Linked DNA regions of Mus musculus: region 2 is linked to region 1. A link is a loop called in an ENCODE intact Hi-C map of the cell type or tissue named here. Cell type or tissue: gastrocnemius. All regions are shown on one strand. Links, peaks and the distances in the headings refer to the core of each region. The heading gives the core; the rest is flanking DNA. Region 1 holds the start of Six1 (sine oculis-related homeobox 1). Region 2 holds the start of D830013O20Rik (RIKEN cDNA D830013O20 gene).

What was found. A loop is a pair of places that touch in the nucleus more often than their neighbours do. Peaks named below come from ENCODE experiments on the same cell type or tissue, not always from the same donor. Only the 100,000 strongest peaks of a DNase experiment are listed, where the experiment ranks them.
Region 2: it touches region 1 in a loop (5-fold over the local background); 3 of 42 quality-filtered maps call a loop at or near these places.

What each region holds. Positions count from the first base shown.
Region 1 is chr12:73,037,606-73,052,316 of GRCm38, forward strand. Six1 (sine oculis-related homeobox 1) reads right to left here and starts at 9,107. Exons shown (of 2, transcript NM_009189.3): 1 at 8,262-9,107; 2 at 4,222-6,224. The coding sequence starts at 8,821. The coding sequence ends at 5,930. It overlaps Gm51264 (predicted gene, 51264), which reads left to right and starts at 8,280; the gene lies at 8,280-8,343. In gastrocnemius, for the core only: CTCF peaks have their summits at 6,358, 7,612, 8,195 (motif pointing right) and 9,106; DNase peaks (open chromatin) are centred at 5,029, 6,001, 6,825, 7,107 and 5 more places; H3K4me3 peaks cover 7,883 bases; H3K27ac peaks cover 8,000 bases.
Region 2 is chr12:73,395,034-73,409,744 of GRCm38, forward strand. It overlaps D830013O20Rik (RIKEN cDNA D830013O20 gene), which reads right to left and starts at 14,530. Exons shown (of 4, transcript NR_046013.1): 1 at 14,370-14,530; 2 at 1,296-1,446. Gm40442 (a long non-coding RNA gene) reads left to right here and starts at 7,713. Exons shown (of 3, transcript XR_872822.1): 1 at 7,713-7,770; 2 at 10,839-10,950; 3 at 11,327-11,428. In gastrocnemius, for the core only: no CTCF peak of the experiment used is centred there; a DNase peak (open chromatin) is centred at 6,887; H3K4me3 peaks cover 2,994 bases; H3K27ac peaks cover 8,000 bases.

The DNA.
Region 1 (14,711 bases), core at 4,578-12,577:
CACAAGCCAAGGGGAACGTCACCACATACAGATGCTTACAGTAGCATAATATTTGTATGAGAGCCAACCAAAGATGCCACACTTTGTTGTGTTCTTGGGTGAGACAGGGGTCACAACCCCATTGTCTTCTCCTGGTATTTAAACCACTCGGATGATTCTAGAGTCAAAATGGAAATTTTACCAAAGCGTGATCGAGCCTTTCCTGAGGGCAAAGGGGAAAAAGTTTGTGTGGAGAGGGTGGGGGAACAATGGAGTTTGTAAAAATACCCAAAAAGTCAGCCTCACAAGTCTGCTGCCCGCAGATCTGTAGATTATCAAGGACACTGAGATGTATTCTTTATGAATCCCACACTTGACATGTCAGTAAAGATGTGGAGTCTGGGACTCTTACTTAAATTCCACATGCACAGCATCTCAAATCCTGAAATCACCACCAATTCCCCACCTCCCCCTCAAAAGTTGTTTCTATTATAAATGAGTCATGGCATTTTAAAAGTCACAATCCTTTTAAACTCCCAAATTAAACGAATGTATATGGCATATTAAAGTAGATTTGGCTGTCAGTCCACCATGTTCCTGTTAGAGTCTACCTGTGTCCACCTCATAAAGTATTTATCTTTTAACTTTGAGGGAAGGGCAGCAAGGGGACCAGATGAATTCGGGGGTGGGGCATACATTTTTAGAGTGTATTGCACAAAGTAAAGGTACAGAGCAGAATCTCTCTGCTTTTCTTTCAATGGCAATCGCTACCGCTAACAATAAGGGAGAAGAAAGAGTCTCAGTGTCTTTCAGCCATATTTTATTTAATTACAATTGAGTGGCCGCTTCAGGCACACTGAAGTATGTGTAATATATAAAACTAACCCATTCTCCCATTTCAGTAAGACTTGCTGTTGATGTTTGGCTTTTAGTTTTCCTTTCTTTCCTACACTGTTCTGTTTGGTCATGGAGAATATTTTCGCTTTCCTGTAAAGAATAGTGAGTACTTTTCTAAAAAGCAGTGTGGGGTTGTACTCTACCTGCTGAGAAACCGGGTCTGGGCCATCCATTAACAAGTTAAAAGGAGATCTGAGGCAGGGATTGGAGAGCAGGCAGCTTTCCGGCCCCTAGCAGTCTCTTTTTCTTTGTTTTTAAACGCTACTGCAGTGTTGTTTCTCGCTGTCTGAAAGGAATACAGCGTCTAAAACCCTGATTGTCATCCTCAGTAGGAGAACAGGTCTCCAATTTCATCAGCTGGAACGAAGTTGTGTGTGTGTGAGTGTATGTGTGTCTGCGTGCGCAATAAAACGAGACCATTCCCGGACAGTGTTTTGTTTTGTTTCTCTGGATAAAAGAATAGCCAAGCTTTCGGACATAATTTTGATAATTTTTTTTTGTCCCTGGCTGGTCCACCAGTATTTTTTCTAGCTCGTCCCTCTTAAAGACATTTCCAGGTAGAGTTTGTAGACCCAGTCAGAGCAGAGCCTGGAGTGCTCAGAAGTGCCCTCTCTAGTGGGTAAGGTAATCCAACACACAGGCAAACTAGGAAACGAAGTCCTCCGATACCCTCAGTGGCTGAATGTTCCTGAGACAAAGTGGCCACCAATACTAGCTCCTCTGGCTTTGGACCGCTGGAGGGGGGTGGTCTAGAAGGTTTTAGAGCCTTCTGGGAGAAGGCTTTGGAAAAGGAACACCCCACCTGTGCCTGTCAATACCACCCACGTCTATAAAATCTGGCTAGAATGTGTACTTCAACCGCCAGAACCAGAAATGCTGCGCCCCTGGGCTGGTGCCTTTCGGCTGGGATCCGGGACTGGACAAAGGGAAGAGGGAGCTGTCCCCCGGAGCCACCCGACTACACTGTGGAAGCAAAGCGACGACTCTGCCCTAAGAGAAATACTTTGGAAGCCCGGGTACCTCTCCCCACCCGCAGAGATGGAGGCTAACTCCTAATTAGGCCACCTTCCTGATAGGCACTGCTTGGCCAGCGATCGGTAAGGCGTTTAAGTCACGGAGTCGAAGCCAAGGCTCCAGTCTAGTGGGAAGGGCCGCGGGGGAACGGACGGCGGGGCCGAGGCGGCACGGACCGAGCGGACTGTCCAGGGCGTGGTGTAAAAGCCCGGGGGCGCTGACACTTGCTCTGGGAACCTCTTGCAGCCAGGAAATCTACCCCACTTCAGGGCTGGGTGTCACCCTACGGTGGAGCGCCCTGTGCCACTCACGTGGGCTAGGAACTCATCAGGGAGGTCGAGCCTTGAGTCTGGGAGATGTCCCGAGACGCCCAAGGGGACAGCTGCATTGTCCGGGCCCAGCCTAAGACCTCCTCTTCTCCCTTGAGGCCAGGCGGGACTGGAGACTGAGAAGTCTCCGGGACTTCTCAGGGGTCCACCAAGCCCCTGCGCCTGGAGCTGCCATACGATCCCGGTCCTGAGACAGGTGCGATTCTCTTTGGAAACTACAGGGAGCAGAGCCTGCCCTTGAAGTCTCAGTGCCCCAGGACTGCTCTTGCCTCCTTAATGCAGAGTGGCACCAACAGCTTCCCGAGCAGGCGGATAACAGACGCTCCCCCAGTTCTCTGCAGCAGAAGCCTCTCTATCCTAGGTCTGGAGTCCTGCCCGTGGGCCCAGCGAAAGACCTTCAGGCCTGGGAGGCCTCTATGAAGGCGGCCTCTGCAAACAGACGATGCAGAGGCCGAGGGTCGCTGCGCAGGGGTGAGGTGCCTAGCCCTTGGAGCTAGCCCATCAACGCGGTTCCACTGGGAGCTTCCATCCCATCTCCAGATGAAGACCAGGCTGTCCTTGCCTAGAAGATAGGTTTAATACCTCCTGCTGACAGTTCCAGTGGTCTTGAAATCCCAGTTCTTGAGTCCCTATTATCTGTTAAACCAAAGACTCAGGAACTGCTGGCCAAACCCCTTGGCCTCCAAATACTTAGGAAACTTCTTTCTCAGCCAGGGGGTCACAGGGAGAAGAAAGCCGGATCCTGGCGACCTTGTATCGAGATTAAAGACATTTTAGAAAACATCACTTGATTTGGTGGGGGTTTTGTTTTGTTTTTGTTCCTCCCCCCCACACACCCCCCCCCCCGCTTGGCAAATGCTGTGAAGTTTCGTCCTAAAACCGCCTTATTTGTAAGATCCTGCTCATTATTTTTGGCTATCGCTATGAAATCTGTGGAGAAACGAAAAGTGGCTCTAGATTCAGTTAAACTTTGACTCCGAGAAGGCAAATTGGCCCCTCAACAGCTGGTTCTCTCAGTTTTCCTCGAGGGAAAGAAATATGGTTAGCTCCCCACTAATGATCGCTCTAAAAATGATTGCCAAGAAAACTAAGCAATATCCAGCTTTCTCGCCTTCCCCCGCGTGTCCCGCTCTTAGCCAGACTGATCGGAGAATGGCGGAGAAGGGCAGACTGCAATTTCTTGTTAGACACATCTGGAATACGCACATTCTGGATCGGGTGCCAGGGATTTTACAAAGAGTTTATGGCTATGACAGAAAACTGTCCTTTTAACGAGTTTACAAGCAGTAATCACGGGGGCTTTTACAGGACCGGCCGTCTTAGCTGCTAGCCAGACCTGCAGACTTTTCCAAGATCCACCAACCAAGCGAGCAGGAAGTGGGCCGGCGCGCCCTGGGATACAGAACTTTCACGACTCTAAAATTATGCCAAGCGGAGCTGCAAGAGTGGGGGGTAGTCGGAGTAGGAAGCGAGGGCATGTAAGAAATTAAAGTAATTGGCCCTTCCTTATTTTCCAGAGAGATTTCCGCGGTCTCTTTTGAAGCCTGTTAGGGTCACTGAAAGCTATCTTTGTGCCGGGTGTTTGTTTTGGGGAGTGAATGTGAAGAATGTGTGGAGATTCCCTGAGAGAGCCCCTCCTGCAGAGGGTGGCATTTCTCCGTGGCCCAAGACGTGGAGAATAAACACCCTAGTGACTTAAATAAACACCGACTTAATGATCCAAAACACTAACAAGGGAGAATGGGACCCGGAGCTCCCAGACCAAATGATGGTCTCTGTGTGCATATCTGTCCATCACCAAGGGAAAATGACTTTATAAGTAAAAGTGACTATATTTAAAAGCACAATGACCATTTCTCTTCTGAACTCAAAACAATCCGACAGTCAAAAAAAAAAAAAACTCATTATAGGGAGCCTTACTTTCACACATTTTCTCTCTCTCTCTCTCTCTCTCTCTCTCTCTCTCTCTCTCTCTCTCTCCAGGTCAAAAACAATACGGAAAGATAAGAAAGAAATATATTAATATTGACACTTATAGATGAGGAAAAATCAAAATTATGAAACTGTCATGTCAGAAAATAAATAAACTCTCCCTGGGGAACAATATTTTACAAAGCATGAGCAAGCCAACCCTGTTATCCTGAGTAGAATTTTAATAAATAATGCCATTTGTCTTACTAGTCTTAAAAGCTAAATACAGAAGATACATCATTTTGCCCCAGGCAAAAAGATCATGGAGCCTTCTTGATTCCTGGGATTTTTCTGGGCACTATCTGACAAAAGAGCTTCCGATGACCTGCTTTTTTATTTGTACAATTCAATTCATAATCTTAAATTCTTGTTCGAGTTCCCTTTTAAAAAAATAGATAAATTAGGTTTGCTGTCACAGTCTTTTCATAAGTTGCTAACACAAAAGAGCCAAGCTAACATATGAAGGCTGTGGAGAAGAAACAGTGGTAAACAAAACTGCATTTCTAAATAACAAAAAAATAAATAAATACCCAAGGCTAATTTTTTTTTTCTTTCGTCATATCATTAACCTAGCCACTATTCTCTCTGTTTCGGGTGACAGACTTCAAAAATACCCTCTGCAACTCACAACTACTACTAAGAAAGCAAGAAAACTTGTTTTTAAATAGGCCCGGTGACAGCAATACACAACTCACCTTTCAGAAACAGAATCAAACTCCTGCTGGGCTACTGAGTTTTAATTTAGACTGGTTTAGGTACAATAGAAAGGAGGCCTAAAAACACATGCTGTTTTAGTAACAAACACCGGGCTGCCAGATTGGTTGGCACCCTCTTGTAAGTAGGAACTAGGAGTAGTAGCAGAGCCCTCTGCACAGAGGCAGCCTACAGATAGGAGAGTTTCTGAGGAAGAACTGATGACATTTAGGAAAGCGGGTTTTCCCCCTCCCTCGTTGGTACACGTTTAGAGTTTGTCATAAAAATTAAAAAACAAAACAAAACAAGAAAACAATCACCAAAACCCCTATTAAATTTGACAAAAATAGTTGTATTACTAACATCGCTGCTACCCTAACCGCCTCCCATAGAGAGCATTAAGACATTTAGGCACTTGTTTCCCTTGCTAATACTGCTCTTTTATTTTAATCTACATAAAATTATTTAACACTAAATATGAAAAATGTAAACTTAATCTTCCCATCAAAAAACAGCTGTGATTATAGTTTTCCTATTTGTCTTAAGAAGGCAGCCAGTTCCCCTCACACTGAAGGTTTCTTGTTTTCATTATTTTGATCTCTCTTCATTTCCTTTTCCTCTTCCCTAAACCGTTTCTCCATAAATAAATTAAAAAAATAATTACAATCCAGCTGATTTGTAATTTCTGTTCATTAAAAGAAGACGAGGAGGAGGAGGAAGAAGAGGTGGAATAAGGGACTACTGTAAAGGATGCCTGGGTTGCCCAGAACCAAGCCTGGCTGTTTTTGTTATTTCCTGACCTTTTAGTGGGAGGGGAAATGCAAGGGTATTAAGAGTTGGAGAGGAGGGAGAGGATGCTCAACTGAGACCGCTGTTGGTTGTAATTTTTAAAAAGACAATTGTGAAAGCCTGTGGTTCCTTTCTGCGCAAAGAACCCCAGAAACAAGCTGCAGAATTGTCCCTGGCTTCTATGTACAAGTGTCCCCTAGATTGCTGCGGTTGGTTGCTGCTCCGGCCATCCCTTCAAGGCCCCAATATCTCCCCACTTAGGAACCCAAGTCCACCAAACTGGAGGTGAGTGGGCCCAGCAGAGAGTCCTGGAGCTGGTGCTGATGGGCTTGCAGACCGTGGCTGGGCTGGGAGGCTGTGAGGCCTGGAAGAGAATAGTTTGAGCTCCTGGCGTGGCCCATATTGCTCTGGAGCAGAAGGACCGAGTTCTGGTCTGGACTTTGGGGGGGTGAGAACTCCTCTTCTGAGCTGGACATGAGCGGCTTGCCCCCTTCCAGAGGAGAGAGTTGATTCTGCTTGTTGGAGGAGGAGTTATTGTTTTCGGTGTTCTCCCTGAGAAATAGAGGACAACGCCATATGGTTAAAAAGAAGTTTTGTTTTGTTTTGTTGCTGTTTTTAAAAAGTGTGAGATGAAAGAAGGGGGGCTGGGAGGAGGAAAGGGCCGTTGTGCAATCTGTCACCAACCCAAACGGAGGCGCTCTGCCTCCCACCCAGCCCCAAGGGTCATGGGGGAGGTGAAGAGGCAGCCTAAAGAAATGGGGGTGGGGGGCTGCTGGGAGATAGTTCCTTACTTTACTGTACGTCTCACAGTCGGGTGAACCAGATTTATTTAAAATAAGCCAAAAAGAAAAAAAAAATGTTTTCAGCTTTGTATGTTTAAGTACCTATTAACCAGCCCCATAGTTCCAAGTAACTGTTTGGAAGCCTTCCGACAAATGGTTGTTGCAATAACGAAATGATCGGGAGACAAACTGCCCAATGCACAAATGCTTGCTCTGACCCAAGTCAATTGCCTGCCTCCATCTGAGGAAACAATTAGATGACCAGTTTCCCTGCCCCTGTCTGGAGGCTGGGGTTCCAGAGACCTAGGACAGGTCATGGGAAGTCGTGCCCAGAGCGGCCCAGTGACCTGAGTAAACACAGGGAGCTTAGCCAGTCTCTCGGATTTCACCCGGGAGTGGGCCCTCGCTTGGCTTGGGGACCGGCCGTTTTGTAAACTAAAGGGTAGCTGGAGCCGAGCAATCCCTGTTTCGTTACTCCTAGTTCATTCCCCAGCCCCTCCTGCTCTCCTCTCTGAGCTGCTCGCCCACAATCCAGAGCCTCCCACCCTTTCTCAGCCGGGCAAACTTCGCTGCCCCGCCCCGGCTGGGCGCCGGCCGACCCCGCACAACGGAGTGTCAGTCCGTCCCCGCACCGGGTCCCCGGGTCCCCGGGTCCCACTCAACTTCAGGACTGCTCGCTCTTCCTCCTTTCCAGCGCCGGCGGCCACCCGGAGCCTAGCGCTCGCCCGCCTGCACACTCCCTTCCCAGCACCGTCTTTCTCTTCCGGAGAGCCCCTTTCCCCGGAATTTAGGCAGGCTCTGTGGTTTCCCCACCCAGGGGGAATCCTGGAAGCCAGATCTTCGGCCCCCAGGCTGACAGTGAACAAAGGCGAGCACAGCGGGGCTCTGTGCCCAGCTCCCCAACTTTTCCGCCCCGCGCTCCTCCGAACCTCGGCCAGAAGCTCCGCTACGAACCTCCCGGGCCGAGGAACCGCCGCGTCTGCGAGAGGAGAGGAGGGGAGAAGGGAGACTTTTCCCCTTTCTTTCTTTTTCTTTCTTTCTTTTCTTTTCTTTTTTTAAAGCTTTGCTTCCGTGCTCCCGGGAGGGGGAAGCCAGCGACTGGAGCCCTTCTCCTCGCCCGCAGCGGCGGCGGCGGGGCCAGCGAAAGCAACCCGGCCAAGCATGAGGGAGCGCGGCAGGCGGCAGTCTTCTCCCGGCTTGGGGCCTCTGATAGGACACCCAGCAGCGACACCCCCAGTGTCCCCTTTCCAGGGTATTTCTTTTTACAAGACTCCTCCCTTTGTCCAACTAGCGCGAAATGAAGCAGAACTCTCCTCCATAGACTAGCCGGAGAGAATGAGCAGAGAGCCGGGAGGTACTGGGGGCCGAGCGTTCGACTCAGACCAGCTTCAAGACGGAGCGAAAGAGCGGAGGTTCGAGACCTTCCGCCGTACCGAACAGCTTCCCTCGCGATACCAAGCAATACCCCCGTTTCCTCTGATCTACAAACTCCCTGGCCATCCCTTCTCTTCGCCGGAGCCAGCCCGGAGGGCATGAAACAAACCCAACGCCGACCGTTCCCCACACTTTCCCTCACCAAAGAAACCCACGCGCGAGTGCTCCACGCAAACGCGACCCAGTCCCTAACAGGCAACCTCAAGAGTTCATGAACCTTCACAGCAGCGTCGCCGAGGCCGGGGTGCCGCCCCACGGACCTCTGCCGGGTGGCGGCGGGTAGGAAGCTGGTGGCGACGCCTGCGGGGGGCAGAAGGGAGCGAAGGGTGAAACTTCCCGGGGTCACCCGAGCCTGGGCAAGCACGCCGCGTACCTTTCCTTGGCCTCGGCGGCCCGGTCTCTTTGCCTCCGGTTCTTAAACCAGTTGCTGACCTGGGTGGTGGTGAGGCCGGTGGCCTCGGCCAGCTCCCGTTTCTCCCTCGGTGAGGGGTAGGGGTTGTGCGCGTACCACTCCCGCAGCACGCCCCGAGACTTCTCCTTAAAGCAGTAGCTGGTCTCCTCGCCGTCCCAGATGGTCCGCGGCAACGGGAATTTTCGGCGCACCCGATATTTGCCCACGGCACCCAGGGGTCGGCCGCGAAGTTTCTCGGCCTCCACGTAGTGCGCTTTCAGCCACAGCTGCTGCAGTTTGGGGTGATTGTGAGGCGAGAACTGGTGGCTCTCCAGTATCTTGTAGAGCTCGCGGAAGTTGCCGCGGTGGAAGGCGACCACCGCCTTGGCCTTGAGCACGCTCTCGTTCTTGTGCAGGTGATCGCAGGCGGGCAACGACCACAAGAACCTGCCCAGGCGTTCCAGGTTCCCTCCTTGCTGCAGAACTTCGCACACGCACGCCACTTGCTCTTGCGTAAAACCAAACGACGGCAGCATCGACATGGCTGGCGCTGCCGGGGCGCACGGGCCCGGGCGCACGCGGCAGTGAGCAGAGCTGGGAGAGCAGGGGGCGGCTGCCGCGGGGAGGGGGGCGCGGCTGCTCCTAACCCCCTCCCTAGCCTTGGCGCGGGCGAAGAGACCAGTCGAACCTCGGCGGGTGGGAGGCCAAGGAAGACGAAGAGAAGTAGGGGTGAGCTAGACTCCGAGTGGCTGGCGTTCTCTACAGCCTTCTGGGCCTCGCTGGCTCCCGCCTGCCGCCGGGTGGATGCTGCTGGTTGCCGGGGAACTTGGTTTCTGTTCTCCCCGCAGCGGCCTTAAAGCGCGCAGCGTCCCCGACACGCTGATTGGCTGCGAGCGGCGCCTATCCGAAGCTGGCCAGCCTGCGCGCCGCCCGGCCCGGCAGCAAAGCCGCGCCACCCTGCCGCCCCGCGTGGGGAGGGCGAAGCTACCGAGTGCTGCCTAGGATAAGAAGTGGTGGGAGGAGAAGGACCCGGAGAGGTGGGAAGTGAGGTGGGGTCGGGAGGAGGGAACTGGGGTGCTGAAAAGGGTGGTGACCAAGTCAGGACCTTGCGAAGCGGCGCCCTCTTTGGTGTCACCTAAGGGGAGCCTCACGCAGCACAAATCAATGGCTGCAGACGTTCTAATGACCCTCTTCTCCATATTCTTAGCCCTGTCTCTTGCAGTCTTGGCTTTTCCCGGTGAGCTCATATTTAATTACCTTAATGTTAAGATGAATAAATAATGGATTGATGAATAGCTTATGGAATGAGATAAATAATACAAAAGGAGACTAGGGTTCTGTGCTGCAAGCACTCTGAAAGTGGCTTCTTCCAGGTTTGGTTCCTGGAGGTGAAGACAAACCTAGCCCCCCACCCCCACCCCCACCCCCACCCCCCAACTCCTACACCCTTTCTCTTCCTAACTCCTAACACCTCCTAAAGGTCTCAAGGACTCTGATCTGGGCAACATTCCCCTCATTCTCAAAGTGCCTCTAGAAGAGGGATCAGAAGGGTTGACCCTGGCACTGTAGCATAGAGACACCAGGGCTTCATCTGCAATTTAGAATCTTGCTGTCCATAGACTTCTGGACTCAGTTTCCCCAGTTGTACGGTTGCGTTTTTTCAAAGCAACCCCTGCTACCGATGGATGCTGAAAAGCTTTACTTGCCATTAGCAAAAAAAAAAAAAAAAATTGGGGAACCTCATGCAAAAGGCGCTGAATGGGGTGTAAATTAAATAAAACTGCGCCCAGCTCCAATAACTGTCTGGTTGTAACATAATCCTTGCCCTGCTCTGAGAGGGACACTGCCCTCTAAGCTAGAACCACAGTGGCTCCAAGAAGATTAAATAAAGTGTGTGTGTGTGTGTGTGTGTGTGTGTGTGTGTGTGTGTTTGCAATGCTGGCCTATTTTACTGCCAGCCAATGAGATGTGTCCTGCAATTTAAGTTCCATCATCTGCTATTTTGTTTCTGTGGGGAGAATGCTTAGTAAAACTGCACAGACAAATGAAGCTGTAATTAACTTAAGCCTCATTTGCACACCTTGTTCCAAAGCAATTATTAAAAAGATTTCAAAAACAATTAGCCTCTCTAAACAAAGATAATCTATTGTCAGTGGCTAAGTCAAGCAAGAGATAAGAACAATGGGTGGAGATAAGGGAAGGTGGAGGGAGAGTGACTTTATGACTATACTTATCTCTGATTAGATAAGTTGAAAACAGAATTTTAAGTACACTTCAAAAATGCTTTTGATTCCGGTGTGCCCTCTTAGGGAGTGGCAGGGAGCAAACACTGGGCTCTTCAAACTAGCTTGTCTCCTTGCCGTGGTTTGATTCCATCAGCCAAAGAACTCTTTGCATTTTGAGATCCAAGTGAGAGAAGGGATTCCCTTTGTATTATTTAGATGTTTTTTTAAAAAATGCACCCAGTTCAGTGCACCCTGCTACATGCCTTTCAACATCATAAAGGGTTCCCACCTCAGGGCTGTTTCCCTGGAGAGATTGTAAGTAGCCAGAAAACCTCTTCTCTGATGAGCTCCCACACAAGGCTTTCTGCTTCCTTGAAACTCCGTCTACCCTGAGCAATTAAACCTTGGAAGCAGATGCTGATATGTCATTACATTTAGGCTTGGGTTTTTTTTTTAAATATATAAAATGCATTTAATGGTATTTATCATTTCAAAAGAGCTCCTGCCACATGGTATGCCTGATGACTTACTTTCTAAACTGGAAGCCTGGCACTGCTGAGCCCAAGGCTGTGTGCCTGGTAATTTTCCCTCGCTGTCTTATTTTAGTGCTCATGACGTTTCAGTTGAAGTCTTGGGGAACTGTAGTGTCCTGCCAAGAGGAATGTCTCTGCTTGGAACAGTCCTTATTGACATGGCAGCTGTGTGAGGACCAGAATGGGGACTTATACGGGCTCTCAAAATCAGTACCCTAAAGTCTGGAACAAGTGTGCACAATTAAAATGGGAAGAGGGTTATAAGCACAACCACATCTCTTAAAAGGCAAAGCCGTCAGTTGAGTACAGCAGATAATTTGTAATTAACTGTCTTCGTAGAGACAGGAGGTATAACTCACAGATAAGGACGGGTATACATTTACAGAGGATAACGGAAGGAAGAGCAATAGTATGACCACCATTTCAGGGCATCCTCCAGAGCCCCCTATGTTTCATCTCCGTTCAAAAGGAGTCAGGACTGTACCAGACACTGGTGACACGTGGGAAGAGGAGTGGAGCGGCTGATATGAAAACTAGCAATGAGGTAAATGAGAAAATGTTTTTCCTCAGGGGGGGTGGGTGGGGAAGGGGTTGGACACACCAGTATTCCCCTGCCCCCTCCCCCTTATTCCATTTATTCCAATAGATCGCTTAACTAAAAGGGAGAAAGAAGTGCTATGTGCTTTGTACCAAGGAGCCTCTCTGCTATTTGGATCCCTCGGTTAAGGGAACCAATTGTTATAAATGATAATTATTGGCTTGGATATATAAGGTTTCCCAAAATGGAACCTTTCACTGAAAACCACTAAAAGAGGTAAAATGACATGAATTTACAAACCACACAAACCAAATGCTCCATTTTAAATCTCTCACAGAAAGGTTTGAGTTGTTCTGTAATATAAAACCTTTGCTGTCAATGCAAATCGCATGAAAAGCAAAGATGCGTCCGGAAGTTAAAGGAAACTCAACAACTCTAGTCCACTCCTGCTTAGTAGGCTGAAGCTGGAGAGATGCTCTTGAAGTCGGGTTTCAGCACTGGATGCCTTTGCCGTGCAGGTAATGAATGGCAGGTAAACTTAAGCAGTGGACCGAAAGGCCAGGGAGAAAACATAGGCTGACATAGGCCTTGGATCAAAACCCTGTATCTGGGACCTACTTGCTTTTTTTCCTGGCTTGAAGCAAGATGCCTTGAGGCTCCCAGTCGGGTTTCTTTGAGTTCATTTACCATCAAGAAAGACTTGGGGCTCATACCCTACGTTCAGATTGGAAGTCAAGGGTATCTTCAATAAACTAGTGTCGTCTTTCTGCGGCAGTATGTAGACTCAGATCCGAGCGGAGGCAACATTATTCATCTTTCCCCTCTGCTTTGACAGAAGCCGCTCATCCCCAAGGTCCTTGGGAACCCGGTTAAGATCCTAAGCGACAGTACGGGAGCTGCCGCCCACCTGCCCTGGTCAGAACGCCATTGCCTACCAGGGCTGAATAGGCCTAGGGATCAGGAAGGGAGATTTGCGGACCCAGGGAGGAGAAACTCAAAACCAGTCCATTAGTAAATGAGTTTTGTGTTGTCAAGGTTCTTTCCCATCCACTTGCTGTTCTGAAAAATAGATCACGTTTCGTTATCTTTAGTGGGAATCTGCAACGCGACACCGGATCCGCGCGTCCCCTGCCTCCCCCCTCCCTCCCACCATCCTCTTTGCCTCGTTCTGCCTCACTGGGGGGAGCCGTCCGGCCTCCTCGGCTTATTTCTAAACAATGAGGATTTGTCTGTAGTCCTGATGTATTTATGTATGGGAATAGGGGGTTGTAGTGGCTTTCTCCTGGATTCGGGGAAGCTTGGGGACAGAGGCTCCCGCTTCCGTGGTACTAGGCTGGCCCAGGACTGCCAGTCGACTGCCGCCCCCTCCCACACCTGGACAAACAGAACTAGCTGAAGTCCCACGAGTGAAACCCTGTACTCTGTCCATGCATGCAACCCCGAAAATGCCATCTCAATCTCCTCACTGTCCCGAGAAACATAGAGGGGCAGATAAAACAGGACACCCCCAAACACACGCACCCTAGCTCTGGTCTCCACCAATCTGAGCTCCCTATCCCTATCCTCTCCTCATACTGAAAACTCCCAGAGAGGGAAAAGCAGGGGTGCTGGGCCCTTGCCTTTGGAAGGTATTGCTGTGTGCCTCAGTCTCATTCTCTGTACTATACTCAAAAGTGACTTATATTGTCAGCACCTGAGCTGTCGCTCCTTCGCTCACCCTCTACTCTTGCTTTGTCCCTTTGGTATCCACCTCTTCCTTTCTTCCAGCTCCCTTCCTTTCTTCTCCTTCCCCTCTCCCCGCCCCACTTCGCTTATTTTATTTCAGCTGCACACGCACACGGAGGAGGCTCAGCCCAGGGACACCAATGGTCACGTCTGAACCAGAAGATCCCATTCAGCATGAGGTGGCCATCACCTTTCTGGAAAGTGAGGTGTCACAATCAGTCCTGAAGCCTGTAAAACACATGGTCCGTTTCTCCTTAAACATTACATCGGAGAGCAAGTTTACAAAATGAAAACTCCCCGAGAGTCCTTATCTTCCATTGGATTTTCAGTCAACTTTCCCTCCCTCTCTCTCAACTAATGTACATCCTGAGTATCACATCTGTCTAAGCTAGAAGAATTTCCTTTCGGGAGGTGAAAGCCTGCAGCTCCTCCTGTTCAGAGGAAAGTGCCAGTGATGCTAATTCGGGGTGACACTAAATAAACAGTTAGGGTGGACTGGAAAGATGGAGTTAATTATCCAGTGAGCTGCGTTTCAGCCCAGACCATCAGGGGCTGATTTGTTTTGGCTCATACTCCAAGAAAGGAGACAACCCGCTTCTTCTGCACATCTCTTTGGGATCCTGGTCATTCATATCTTGAACAAACAAAACAAAACCCACTATCCCGGTACCACTGCTTGAACTCTCTTTATTAAACTTATACAGACTGCAAAAAAAAATGTATATAGAGAAAAATGCAAACATATTCCTAAGAGAAAACAATCAGGATGGTTAGGGAACCCCCCAAAATTTTTTAAAGTTTCAGTTGTAAGGAAGTAGTCCATGTGTACCCCTCCCCATCCCTTTGCTTGTTTCTTTATAATCAACTTGTAAATCTACATGTTTATTTTTTTAAAAACTAAAATGTTGGTCTGCCTTTTGTCGTGCTCTCTCTCTCTCTCTCTCTCTCTCTCTCTCTCTCTCAAAAATCAGACTTCGTGAAATTTTAGATGCAATTAGATTTATTGTTTGCGTGATTCCCTGACTATCCGGTTTCCTCAGGTAAGCCTGTACTTATATATAAATCCTAGTAACTTAAAACGTCTCCCTCCCCAGTTTAACCCCCCCTCACACACACACACACACATTCTGATATTAATAATCCCCGGCTGCCCCTCTTTCCGGGTCATTACGGTACTGCTGGTCTCTAATCAATCCTAATGCGATGGCAATTGGAGTCCCTGATGACTGCGGCTCGGATTTCTTGTAATGGCTCTACCACATTTTCCTGGACCTCTTTCTTTAACCTGAGATGCCAGGGGGACGAGTCCCTCCTCAGCTACTGATTACTTCAAGATGTGGGGGCTGGTTTGAACAGAAGGAGAAAGACACGCGCACAGTGTGGCCGCCACAGCCTGCAGGGATGAATAGAG
Region 2 (14,711 bases), core at 3,742-11,741, 360 kb after region 1:
GGTCATGGTGTCTCTTCACAGCAACAGAACAGTGATCAAGAAACATCTGTAGGACAAAACTAACTGGATGTTGCCTTAAAAGCTTTTTTATTTTATTTTATTTTATTTTATTTTATTTTAACTCAGGGAATGAAGCTTGCACCTGGCTTTCCTGCAAGTCACATTTAAACTCCAATCTGCGTGTTTACCACCCCCAGCAACAGCACTAGTCTTCTCAGAAATGGACCAGGCATGCCCTTAGTCAGCATTGTTCTCAAGTGTTTCAACCCCAGGAAGTGTGTTCATCACCAGGGCCGCTCCACTCCCCAGTTGAGCCCCATCACTGCTCACACAGCATGCCCCTCCCCCAGACCCCCCCCCAAACCTGCTTTGCCCTCTCTCTTACTCCTCTTTCCATGCTCACAGAGCTGAGTTACCTCTAACTCTGGTTTCTTAGTGGCTTGTCACCCATTGGCACAGGGAGGGGGAGGGGTATAGAGGAGGCATGTCATTTCCTAACTGGCTGAGCACACTATTTTATGGTGGCTGACGGCAGCCCCATTCCTGCTGTGTCCTCCACGTGTACCCGTCCATCTACCCATGGCACCCCCTTTCACTTCTCCAGTGATGCTTAGCACTGAGGTTACCCAAGTTGGTCATCCTCCTTTGACAAAGACAGATCTAGACTCTGGAACCAGGCCTGTTTCTGCCGCATCCTAGCCTGTGCATCCCCAAAAGTGCTTTTAACTTCTCTGAGCCTTGACATCCGCAGCCGTGAAAAGATAGAGGGCTAGCACTTTGACTCTTAAACTGCATATGAAAAAGAAAGCAATCAGCACCACTACAACAAAACCAAGCCAACAAAATCCCAAGTGTTACATCATTCCTGACATTTCTGCAAAGCAGGCAGGGAGGGTCCTCCTCCAAGCAGGCTGGTTGGCTTGTTGGATTTAGAGTTAATAAAGATAGAAGGAACTTCTCTAAAACTTTTCTTCTTGGAGTCTTAGGGTTTCATCAAAACAATAAAATAAAGTAAAAATTAAAAAAATACAAACCGGATTCTGGGAAGAAAAGAGAAGAAAGTTGAAGCCCGCTGAACCATTGGGGATGGATCATGAATGCCCTTCTACTTGATATAACAGTATCCCTGGACCCCCGAGACTCAGTGTTCATTTATTCAAAGGCTGAGTGGTTGACTCCTGGGGTGGTGCCCTTGGCTGTGGTGGGAGGTTCTCTGAGCACTGGCCTTCAGACCTGCTCTTTCCTGATGCCATCCTTTGTCTTCAGTCTCTGCCTAGGCCTCCATGGTGACTCACCTTGGTCTTCCTTCAATGTTCCTCAATCTCTTCTTGACTGTGCTCAAACCTCACTGCAGACTCCCAGGGAGACATTATAGGCGTCTGAGGACAAGGCTGGGTGATCCACATCCCTGTCGTCCTTGTTCAGGCCCCGCAGTGCCTTGAGATCCTTGGGTGAAAGAAAGTACCCAAAGGTTGGAAAAAGATTATCGATTGGAATAGAGTTTTCTACAGCTGTGAGCTCCGCTGTGTTCTAGTGTTACTCCCAAGCAGGAAGAACACAGTTCCAAAATAGAATCTTAGGCTGTTGTCTCCCAGGAAGAAATAACTGCTTTAATTTTAGTTTGACATATAATTATTATACATTATATGGGGATATATATATATATATACATACACATATATATGTATATATACATACACACACACATATATATATGTATGTGTGTATATATATATGTATATATGTGTGTGTGTGTATATATATATTGAGTAATGACCAAATCATTATAGTAAGTGTATTTATCATGCCAAATATTTCTCATTTCTTTGTAGTAAGGACATCCAAAACCATCTCGTCTAGTTGTTTTGAAAGCACAATAAATTAATGTTAATTATAACATTAATATTCAATACTGTGCTACTGAACCCTGGATTCCTTTCTTCTATTTGTCTACAACTGTGTATTCACTAAGCAAAAAAGGGAACACACTGTTGGGTTATGGTCCAAAGCCAGGGGAGGAGCCGAGAAGGGGTTATGAAACAAAAAATGTTAAGTTCTTACATGTGAACAGTACCCATCCTTTTTTTAAAAATTGTTTTTAGCTAACATATGAGTAAATGAGCATTTCTTCATACAGCATTTTCATAACACCCTGTCTTTGTTTCTGTGGCTCTCGCTCCCTCCCTTTCCCTCCCCCTTGAACTCTTGTCCACCCGATCACTCCTGTGTCACCCTCATGGCTGATGGAGTCCACAGCCCACTTCCCCTCACTTTACACTTCTTCTCCTGGTCCCTTTCTAGTTTCACAGCCTATGCCCACACTCACAGATATGCACATACATAAAAACCTAGACTCTGCAGTATGAGAGAGAACATGTGGTATTTGTCTTGCTGAGCCTGGGTTATTGAACAGTGTCTGACTTCATAAAGTTTCATTACTAGACACTATTTAAGGTAAGGGAGCAGAAACCCAAGAACCCATTGCTATTAAACTTTTGAAAGCATTATTTTATATTTTGAAATAGAATGCAATATAAATATATTAAATTGTTATAGAATACATGCATAAAACAAGAGATTATTACATAGTAAAACTATTACACTATAAATTGTGTATATATATATATATGTTTATAATTTTTAATATTTTTAACAAAAATAGAATTATATCACTTTACCCTTTCCCTTTCCTCCCTCCTTTCCAGTCTCTCCCATACTCCCACTCTCATGTAGGTAGTCTCTTTAATTATTATATGCATATATGTGTGTATGTATGTATATATGTAAGTATGTATATATGTATATACCATGCACAGATATGTAAATACCACCGGCTGAGTCTGATTATGTTGTTTGTGTGTATATAGTTTCAGGGCTGGTCATTCTGCAGTGGACAATCAGCGGTGGGCTCATCCCTGGGAGAGGCTAATGTTACTTCTCCAGGCTAATGTCCCTTCTCTGGGCAGTCATCATTAGTTGCCTGTAGTTCTTTGCCTATGGATGGGGCCTCTTTTACAGCAATGTCCATTGATACTGCTGTTGTCCTGGTGTGGTTTATGCAGCCATTTCTAGGATAGAACATTCTACCCAACACTTTCTGGTATTCTGGCTATTACAACCTTTCCATCTCCTCTGCAGTAATGTTCTTGAGTCATAGATGCAGGAGCTGTGATATGGATGTATCTGTTGGGTCTGGGCTCCCCACTATCCATCAATCTCTGTCTGTATTATGTCCATTAGCTATAAAGAGAAGCTTTTTGGATAAGAGGTGGCAGCTACACCAATCTGTGGGTATGGGGATAGGATTTAGAACGTAGGAAGGGATCATGCTGGCCTAGTGGGGGTAGTAGATTCTTTTCTAAAGTCCATGACGTCACTAGCCCATGGAAGCTGACTACAGTTCCCGTAACAGACCACCGGCTGTAGAGTGGGCCTGAAGTCCAATTAGATAGCTGTTGGCTACTGTGGACACAGGAGTGCCACTTATCACACCTTTAAAGATACTTTGCCGTGCTAGTCACGTGTGTTGTATAGGTGTTGTGCCTTCCTAAGACTGTTCCATTGCTTCTCCTCCTTGGGTATATTCATAGTATATTCCAGTATCTGAAAGACTGACAATAGAAAATACGCTTTCAGGTCAAATCCAGTTCAAATCATCCTCTTGTGTCCTAAATGTGTAGTGTCTTTGGCAATAGGAACACGCCCCCCCCCCCCCAACCCTTGAGAAGTAACTAAGAGCTCCATTGATAATCTCCACCATTCTAGGAGTCACTTGGACTACCTTGACCAACCACTAGAAAGGAGATTTCTTGTGCTAGGTACTGGGGGTTTTGTTAGTGTATGTTTCTTGTGGGGAGCACTGGTAGTCCAAGTGGCTTAATTTCAAGGTGGGTGTGTGTGTATACATTACATGTATTCTGTATAATTAATTTTATTTATTTATTTATTTATTTATTATTTTTTTTTTGTTTGTTTGTTTTTTTTGGTTTTTCGAGACAGGGTTTCTCTGTATAGCCCTGGCTGTCCTGGAACTCACTTTGTAGACCAGGCTGGCCTCGAACTCAGAAATCCACCTGCCTCTGCCTCCCAAGTGCTGGGATTAAAGGCGTGCACCACCACGCCCGGCTAATTTTAGATAAATTAAATATAAAATAATGTGATCCCTTAAGGCTTTATCAAATCATTTGAGTGTTGTTTGTCCTTCCCCTGTGTATGCCAACCTCCTTCCTTCCCCCCTCCCTCCTCTTCAAGCATAAATAAATTGACCACAGTAAAAAAAAAAAAAAAAAAAAAAAAGTTTGCGAGAACCATCAGAAAGAGATCTGCAAATAATCTCTCTCAGACCCCTCTCTTTTATCCTGAGAAAACGCTGAGGACTGGTGCCTAGGTAGAAAGCCTTTTCAGCAGTAGAAGCAAAGCCCCAAGGGAGAGATTATAAACACAGGTTGTCCCCTCACAGCGGTAGTCTTACCTCTTGTTGCCAGGGAACAGTTTGTTGTGGGCCTGTGACCAGCAGTGAGATCTGGGCTGCTGACCAGACTGGAATGTCTCTGAGCTCCCGGGAGTGCCATGTCATCTCAGTGTGTTGGTGAGCGGGCAGGGGCCCAGGGACCCAGAGCTGACCCAGTTATGTGAAGAGTCAGTGTTTGTGGTGGGAGCTGAGCACCAACCCAGAGGCCAAGAGTGTCCTCCACACACCACATGGAACGACATTGTTTATACTCAGTGGTTTTCCCTCCCAATGCTACAAAATGTAGTTTTATAACTAGGGTTTTTACAGAAGAGTTGGGAAAAAAGTCTCTTGGAAGTGGAATCTCGTGTATCCCAAACTGACCTCAGGCCTGCTTTGTAGCTAAGATGCCTTGAACTTCTGATCCTCTGTCTTCTATTTCCTCAGTGCTGGGATTATGGGCATGTACAACATGCCTGGTTTATGCAGTGCAGGACACTCAAACCCAGGACTTGTGCATGGTAGGCAAGCACTCTCCCATCTGATTCATATCTCTAGTCAAGAGTCGGAAATGTCCTCTTTTAAAATAGGATGTTTTAAACTTTGTATTTATTTTATTTTATGTATATTAAAAATGATTTTTTTTGCCTGCATGTATGTATGTGCACCATGCCTGATGCTGGTGGAGGTCAGAAGAGGGTGCTGGATCCTTTGAGGCTGGAGTCTCAGATGGCTATGAGACACGTGGGTACCGGGAATGGAACCCTGGTCTGTAAGAGCAGCATGCCAGGGAGTGAGCCATCTTTCCAGTACACAGATACTTCGTATGTGTCTGTCTGTCTGTCGTCTGTCTGCGTGCGTGCCCATGTCAGGGCACATACATACAAGTCAGGCTCCCATTTGTGGAAGTCAGTTCTCTCCTTTCACCATGTGGCTTCCAGGGAATGAACTCAGGCTGTCAGGCCTAGTGACTGTTTTAGTGACGTGGCTGCTTTTAAGTCATCTTGACAGAAGCTAGAGTCCTCAGAGAGGAGGGAGCCTCAGTTGAGAAAATACCTCCCTAAGACTGGGCTTTGGGCAAGCCTGTTGAGTATGTTCTTAGTTATTGTTGTGGGAGGGCTCAGCCCATTGTGGGTGGGGTCACCTCTGAGCTGGTGGTCCTGAGCTCTGTAAGAAAGCAGGCTGAGCAGGCCATGTGCACAGGCCAGTAAGCAGTACCCCTCTGTGGCCTCTGCATCAGCTCCTGCCTTCAGGTTCCTACACTGAGTGCCTGCCCTGATTCCCTTCAATGATTAACAGTGATGTGGAAGCATAAGCCAAATGAGCACTCTCCTCTCCAGTTTGCTTTTGGTCGTGGTGTTTTATCACAGCCATAGTAACCCAAACTAGGACAGTGGCAAATGCCTTCACCAGCTGAGCCATTTCACTGGCCCAGAATTTTTCAAACTATAAAAAGGAGAGCAGTTATCCCCCTAAATCTCACTACCCGGGCATAGCACTGTTAAAGTCCCCGCACTGTTATTCATCCTGTGTGTAAGATCGTGGACACCCAGACATGTATACATGTCTCAGAGAGAATTTTCCAGCTTCTGTTTTTCTTGAAGGCTTATCCCTATTTAGTGCTCCCAGGGAAGTTCAAAGCGTCCCCTCCCCACATTTTCCTACAAACTCCAGAGACGCTCGGATTCTCTGAGGTGTCTCCTACCTTCCAAGCACTTATTTTATGCTTCCCACCTGTGCGTGCGTGCGTGCACATGTGTGCATGTGCTAGAGTATGCATGTGTGCGTGAGTGCCTGTGCATGCAAGTGTGTGTGTGTGTGTGCTCAAGAGTGTGCAAGTGCAATTGTGCGTGCTTATGTGTGTAATTTTTCATGGGGATTCGGTACTCAAACTCAGATCCTCATGTTTACATGGTGTGGTGGCTATTCCTACTTTAACTGATTTTGGTTTTTCAAGGCAGGGTTTCTCTGTGTAGCCCTGAGTTTCCTGGAACTCTCTGTAGGCAAGGCTGGCCTCAAATTCAAAGATTCATCAAATAATGGCTATTCTTGGTTGTCAATTTGACTACATCTAGAATTAACTAGAACCCAAGTGTCTGGATACACCTGTGAGGAATTTCTTTTTCTTAATTAAATCATACGAAGTGGGAAGACCCCTTTTTAATTCAGGTCTTTTGAGGTCAGGAGATACACCTTTAATCTAGATCTTTTGAGGTGGAAAAACCCACCTTATCTCGGTCATACCTTCTGCTCAAAGTCTAAATAAAGGAAGTGGAAGAAGGCAGGCTCTCCCTTTGCCTGCTTGTTCTTGCTGCAAAGCCCATTCCTTCACTGCATTCAACCCTACTTCTTTGGGATTCTGGTGTATACTGAAAACCATGAGGCCAGATGGTTGGACCTTGTGTTGGTAAACAGCCATTGTTGGACTAGCTGGACCATAGCCCACAAGCCATTTCCTCCCCCCTTTTCTCTCTCTGTAGATTCATTGAGTAAGTTCTGTTGCTCTCCATAGCCCTGACTAATACACATGGCAAAACACTTTACCAACTTAATCATTTCTCCAGCCCTCGAGCACCAATGCCCATGACTAACTTTGTTATGTAGTTCTGCACTTCATCATCTTATAGGTCTCTTTCTCTGGATCTCCACTTAGGTAAACCAGCTGCTGATTTGGTGGACTTTATTGAACACTTTAGGTAGGCGTGCAGCTGAGGTTTAGTTCACAGCAGTGGTGACACCTTCAGTGACAACACTAAGTTTCTTTATACCCATAGCTGGCTGGCCCCACGGAGGGTCTGTGTGCCTTTTGCTTGGAGAGGACTCAGACACACACTCCCAAACTGCCTGCTCTCCTCCCCCTCCCCTCCACCATGACTTAGATCATCTCCTCTTGCTCTGCACACCTGTTTATAGCCTTCCCCTCAAGCAAGTGGCTTCTGAACAAACTTGTCTAAACAAGGACCTTTTTCTTTGTAGTAACTGTTACAATAATAAAAGCCTTTAGATCATATGCTATATATAGTTGTTACCCTGCCTGTCAAATCAGGCATCACGTTGTTAGCACTTTCTTGTATCATCAGATGTTTAACAGCACAGTATTTCACTAAGTAGGTGCAGCGGAGTGTAGTCTGCTATTCCACTATTGTAGACAGCCTCGGCTTTGGAGAAACTTAGAAAGCAGAACTTACTAGCCCAAGGGTGTACTTCTCTCCTTCTTTTCTTTCTTTCTTGACAGGGCCTCAGAGAGCCCAGGCTAGCCCAGAGATCCTCCTGATTCCCAAATGCTGGGGTTACACACATGAGCCATCCAGCCTCCAAAGGTATGTTTTTTAGAGTCCCGTATCAACTGCCAGGTTTTTTTCCTTCAGGAAACTTGTCTCAGTTTGCATGCTGCCCAGATGTGAGTGTCGGAGACTTTCCACAGCTTGCTAGTGTAGCAGGGATGTGACAATGTCAGAGAAGCCAGGTGTCTGGTCAGAGTGACAGAACCTTGGGCTAAGTAAGCGGCAAGAGAGCTCTTGGCCTTCTTGGCCTCCAGGGCCCCAGAGTAGTTGATAAACACCCCAGTTTATCTCTGGGCCTGGGCCTCCTGCCACCACCTGCTCACTGGCTCAAGGGACCAATAAATCCTGCCTCTGAACTCCTGCCCTTAGGAAGGTAGCCTAGAACCTGCAGGGGCCTCAGTGGGGCCACCCTCACAACTGACCCCTCTCGTCCTGAGTGGCTGCCAGCAACTTGGCTTTCCCCTGCCAGCTCAGGAGGACCCTGGTTTCTGGCCCACCTAACTTTGTTTTTTAAATTCCATCTTGGGATCTAGAGAGGTTGAAGGTCACCCGTTTCCCTGTCCCCCCACAGCATTATATAGGAGGCGACTTTCACCTCCTCAAGGCCCTGGGGTCCACATATCCCATCTTCTCAGAGATGAAAGTGCTTCAGGGCCCCCGAGCCTTCTGCCATCATTCCCTGTGCTGGAGCTCTGGTGAGCAAAGCATACGTATGCACAGACGGCCGTCCAGACTATTTTTACACAGACTAAAAATACACCCTTACCTCAGAGGTTATGCCGAAGGAGTTTGTTGAGGGTATCAAATGGACCTCTGCAAATATAAACTGCACTTGTATCCCACAGGATCCGCACCTACAGTGGACAAAGGTAGCCTAGGAAGGAGACCCCCAGGGTTTGGTGATGCCTGGCCTGATTAGCCATGTCCTCTAGACTCTGGACAACTCTAGAGAAGATTCTAGAGGCCTACTTCCAACATTAAGCCTGGCCCACAGGAAGCACCTACAAAGATTGACAACTGTCACAAACAGAGAAGCAAGGGTTTGTTTGGTTGGTTTTTTTTTGCTTTGTTATTTTGGGGGGCTGCATCTGTGCAGGTCACTGAGGTCAGGTATCTAGAGGATATGATCCCACACCCTGGTTAGGTGTAACCCAGGCCACGTGCACTCTGCTTCCTTTTCCTTCCGACCTAAAGTCCTTCCACCATGTCCTTGGCCTCCTTCCCTCTTGAGACATCTGTCTCCCCTGTGTAAGCCTCTGGGACAGGTTGCACAAGGGAAGAAGATCAAATGTGGCTCCGTTCCAGGTCAGGCCCTTTGGATTTAACTTTGAGGCAGAAGCTCAGCTGCCATGACTTCCCACCACTCATTCCCACAGCGACACCCCTAAGCAGAGGTATCCTGGCATGTCCTTGGCCACCGGCTTCTTGGGGGTGATAAAAATAGCTGAGGCCCCGTAGCTGCTGAACGATGAAGTCTGGAAGGGGATGATTGATTCTCACAGCTGAGCCTCGGGGTCAGCAAGCCTTGTGCAAGCAGAGATGGCAGGGTGAGCCATGGGGGTTCTGCTATAGATAGAGCTGTTGACAGGTGACCCTGGGCTGCTCCCACCCGAGAAGAACACGACATAAGCTCATTAAAAGGAACTGCGAAGGCTCTTGGAACGGGTGCGAAGATCCCTTTTCTCTCAGGTCATCTTTGACATTTTTGGTCATATGCATTCATCTCCCTGCTTCATGCTGGGACAAGACCCAAAGCAAGGAAAGAGTGTTCATTTCCAGGGAAGGCAATGGGGTGCAGGCTCCCCCCTAAAACAATGGTAAGGAGCTGTCAGGACTTATGAAACACCACAGGGACACCAATGTCAGGAAGCTCGCAGTTGATTGGAGTTAATATTTGATCTCTGGGACTGAAGGAGAGCTCACGCTTGCCTTGTCAGGGGTCTGGTCTTGCTAAACCACTGAGCCTACTACCGTCTGCATCACGGACATCTAAGGTTAACGGCACACAAGGAATGCCATGGAAGTCCTCGCAAGGTAACAAGGTGGCTTTTAAGCCAGTGCCATATCACCAAGCTGTTGGGCTGTGAAGTTGCACAGCTGGGCTAGATCTGGACAACTGAGAGATAGGGCCATATGCGTTTACTTTACAGTGCATATTTCCTAGGCAATCTATCCTCTGGGGTTCTGTAAAGTCATAATAAAGTCTCAGAGAAAGAGAAAGAAGTGGCCGGAGGAGGGAGAAATTAAGAAGCAAACAAGAAAGGATATGTTTTCAGATGAGATTATAAAGGGGATGATGAATTGATGAGGTGGCCAGACACAGAGAAGATAGCCAGATGGCTGCGGCACCCCCGGAGAAGGCATTGCGTTACGATAGAGACAGGGGGAGGGAGACAGGAAAACCTACTGGCTTTTATAAAAGACACCAGAGAAAAAGTACGGGAAATCAGGGTTAGGAAGGTGGAGTGGACCTCACCTCTGTCTTTGGGAGCCTCATAGATGTAGACACTGAATGCCTATACCCCTCCCCCACTCCATTCGCTTCTCTGAGCTACAGTTTGAGACCTCTGCCCTAGCAGCTAGCTCCTCTTTTCTCCTACCAACTCCAACCCCGAATCACTTCTAGACACCATCAATGCCTTCGTAACTGAATCCAGTCTCCCTGATTGTAAAGAGCCCACTGCAAGTATGCCAGTTCCCAGTCTGGCAAAGTTTAATGTCAATCAGAGCTGGATAACGAAGATGGTGAGGGTCACAGAGACTGAGTCAGAGCAAGCTGCATGAAGCAGGGTGGGGATGATTCTGTAATTAGTCTAGAAAAGAGAAGATTTCAGATCTCTTAAGAAGGTAACCCTGCACGTTGTCTCCAGGTCTGGCTCTGATATTATGAGACAAGCGAAGACCTTTTTAATCCAGGCACCTACTGTGTCCCACGCCACACGTGACCTTGCACATGTGCAGAGAAAACCCCAGCTGCATATTCAAACTCCATCTGCACACTCCACCAAGCAAACAGCATGTGGCCTCTGCCCAGGGCTGGCCTGTATAGCAACACTGTGAACTGCCCTTTGCAGGACATAAAAGACTTCCTCCTTCACTCCCAGGGTAGCACTGAGACTGGTTGGTTCTACTTCTCGAGCCCCGTCGCTCAGTCAGCATTGTGCACCTGGTGAAGGCAACAGCGCTCTGCCTACAGAATCGTCATTCTCTTTCCAGGTGACCAACCTCTCTTGTGCCTGGTTTGATTTCCTGGCTTCCTGGGTTGAACTCCTTCTCTTCTAGTCCCCATCCTGCCAGCCCAGCAACCCTTCCCTGGAGTAAACTTGCCGTTGCCACCCTGTGCCCTACCTACAACCCTTCAGGGGCTGTCTATGCCAATGGTCAATTCAAAGCTCTCGAGCCCAGCACCCCAGCCCAAGCCCTGCCGTATGGGTTCATCTGTCTCAGCCTAGGATACTTGAACCTTAACAAATACCCTTACAGCTGGTGTGACTTACACTCCCAGCCCCATTGCCTGTTTGTCAAGAGAACTCTAACTTTCAGGGCCCTTCCCCTCGCCTACGAGCTTGATAAATGCTCTTTCCCTCCTTAGTGGATCACTTCCTCATCTCCACGCCTCTTCACCTCCAGGAGAGACAGTCGCTGTATGCACGGCTGAACTGATGTCTACACTACAGCAATTAAAATACTTTGTATCATTTATTTGCTTCTGAGCTTGTTTGGTTTTCTGCAGCTATAAGCTCTCTGAAGCCAGGGCTGTACTGTCCTTCCTGGCTCCCGGTGCCTAATGCAGAAACCGGAATTGAACTGAAATAGAAAAAGATGCCCGTGAGTGATGCTTGTTGCCGCAGATCACATTCTGTTCATGGCATAAAGTACTTAACTTGTTTTAACTGGGCAGTATTGTACATAGGGCAACCATTTGTAAATTGTTGTAAGAAGACTATGGCAAACTTAAGTCTTGTGTCCAAGACTCGGATGAGGCCATAAAAGGTGCTTGATCTTGCAGAGTACTACCTTGGCATCTCTACCACCTGGAAAGGCACTGGGAGCCCCAAGCAGTTCCAGGCCTTCAGACTTTGTGTCTCAGGTGCCAGGGTTACCTCAGGACGAAGGTCAAGGCAGTTTCTCTGGCTGTTTGGATCTCTATGCTCTTCCTCCCCTTTGGAAAGGGAAGGGAAAAGGGGGATGGGCCTGAAATCTGCTCAGCAAGTTGAGCACCAACTACACATCTCATCCATCCACCTGGGATCCATTGAATGGCCTGTCGCTGCAGATACAAATGAGCAAACTAAGACCTGCGTCTGACTCGGCTTTGGAAGGGAGGAAGCGAACCAACGAGAAGGAGGCAAGTGCCCCTCTACCAAGAGATTTAAAAATCAAATGAACTGCTGGGGATGGAGTTCATGCCAGAGTGCTCATGCACAAGGCTTCTTGATTTAGTCCCAGTACAACAGAAAACACACACACACACACACACACACACACACACATATATATATATACACACACATACATACATACATAATACATACAATACTATATATATATATCAATATATCACACACATACAATATTACACACATATACATACATACATAAAATATTCTGAGTCTGGACTACTGTGTACCTCCTTCCAGTAATCTATTTTCCACGGAGTTCTGAGGCTGTCTGTCTTTCAGTCAAAGATGGGATTTGTGCCTCCTGCCTAGTGATTTCTCGGAGCACATGACACCCTCTGCCTGGACCAGGTTCCTTTTATCTACTAATTTTCCCTGAACTTACTGTGTTCCCACCTACACTGGCTTTTCCACTTTAGTCCTTGGTGTTTGCCTCCAGCTTCCTGCTCATCGCCTTCAAAGTATGTACTGGGCCCGTGCATCTTCTCACATTCACTAAGGCAGGAAAGGGAGACATCTTGTGTTCTTCTGGACTGGCAGTACCTGACTCGGGGGCTTAATCGTCACTTATTAATCAGGTAGAGATGAGGGCTCTGTGGTAGGTTGAATGAGACCAGCCTCCATAGGTGTATATGTTTAAAACCCTGGTCTCCAGCTGCTGGCTGTTTAGGGACAAGGGGATAGGGTAGCCTTACTGGAGGAGGTATGTCGGTGGGGATGGGCTTTGAAGTTTCTAAAGCCTTGCACCATTCTGAGTTAACCCTACCTCCCTCTCAGGGATGGAGATACGAGTTCTCACCAGTTCTAGCTGCCACATCTTTGCTCCTTCGGACTCTAACCCTCTGAAGCCAGAAGCCCAAATACGCCCTTTCTTTTAAAAGCACCTTGATCATGGTATTTTTGTCACAGCCATAGGGCAGTAACGAGGCTTCTGTGGTTTCTCCGGTGTTTAAAACGAGCTAGGTCTCAGGGAACACTTTGCAGGAGTAAGGCCACTTGAGTTCCATAGGGCAGTAACGAGGCTTCTGTGGTTTCTCCGGTGTTTAAAACGAGCTAGGTCTCAGGGAACACTTTGCAGGAGTAAGGCCACTTGAGTTTGGCAGATTTGGAGGGAGGGGGCGTTGCATAGTAAAGGTTTGCTACGAGGATAGTCCAGAGCAGGTGCATCATCCGGGAGTGAGTTCACGGTGGCCAAGGGTGTGAAAGGTGAAACACGTGAAAGGTGGTCAAGGGACACCGGCTACCCCTTTTCTGAGTGCACTTCCCCTTCCGTGACAGATGGGAATACAGCAGCGTTGACACATTTACTCCTTGGGTATGCCCACTTAGGCTAAACAAATTTAGCACAAGCTGAACAATTGGAACTCAGAGCTGATCCTAAGGGATTTAACAAGAGCTGCAAGGGCATTCAGATGACCCTGGATGATTCTAAAACCTGGAGAAAAAAAAATCCCCCAGCAAGCCCAAGCTGTCTGATCATGCGACCCATCTCCTGACTGACTGCTCACAAAGACCTGGCCAAGGACATTCCAGCTGTGCCAGGCCACTGGGCAGAGATCCCAGAGAGAGCAATCTATCACTGTTCATCACCCCCTCACACCTCAGGGAGCGTGGGCCTGTGGCCACGAGCTGGCAGACAACAGCCCCTAGCCCTTGCGACAGTGTGTATCCCCACTGCCAGAAAAGCAACCAAGGTTTTAGCACTGCGCCATTGGGTAGAGCCCTGGAGACTCTCAATACTCAGGTTCACCATTGGGTGGCTCTACCGGGGTCACCAGCAGAAGAGATGTCTCCCTCCCAGAGATTCATGAAGCCAGAGTGACAAGGTCGTTTTTTACCCTTCTCCCGGTTCATCTTCCCGCCCCTTCATAGAACATATGGGACCCTTCGTGCTGTGTGCACCCTGGCTTGAGGTGGCAAAGGTGAGGAGGCTCCACTTACCCTCTCCCCCTGCACCTGTTGTCAGTGATGATGGCTTTTGACTGTGGCATCTTCAGCAATTTCTGTATAGCCTGCACCATAGGCTAGGCATAGGATTCTCACCTGGATCATGTTCTCCCGCTAGAACAGGACTAGGTCATAGCAATAAAGTCAAGCCTTTCTCATCTGACCCACCATCTACTCTTCTTCCTTCTTTCCTTCCTTCTTTCCTCCCTCCCTCCCTCCCTCCCTCCCTCCCTTCCTTTCTTTCTTCTTTTCTTCCTTCATTTCCTCTTTCCTTTCCGTAAATCTTACCTTGATGTCTTGGCAAGAGACTCCAGGAGGTTGGAGTTTCTCTCCACAGGAGTAGATCAATCACAATCCACCAAGACCCTGAACCCATTGCTTTCTGAATCAGGAATTCAAAAGAGAAACAAGCCAACGCTCTTGTGCCCCCATGTTGTCCTTGTGCAACATCAGGGCAGTGATGTCCTCTGGCATGAGAATGGCAGGAACACAGCCAAGATGGAGCAGGAGAGAGGCTGGGAAGTGCCACACAATCTAGCTAGCTGCAGTAGCCAACATTCCTTGGCAACGACACTCTCACTCAAAGCCCTGGGAAGCACTGGGACACAGGTGTAGTCTAGCATCTATAGA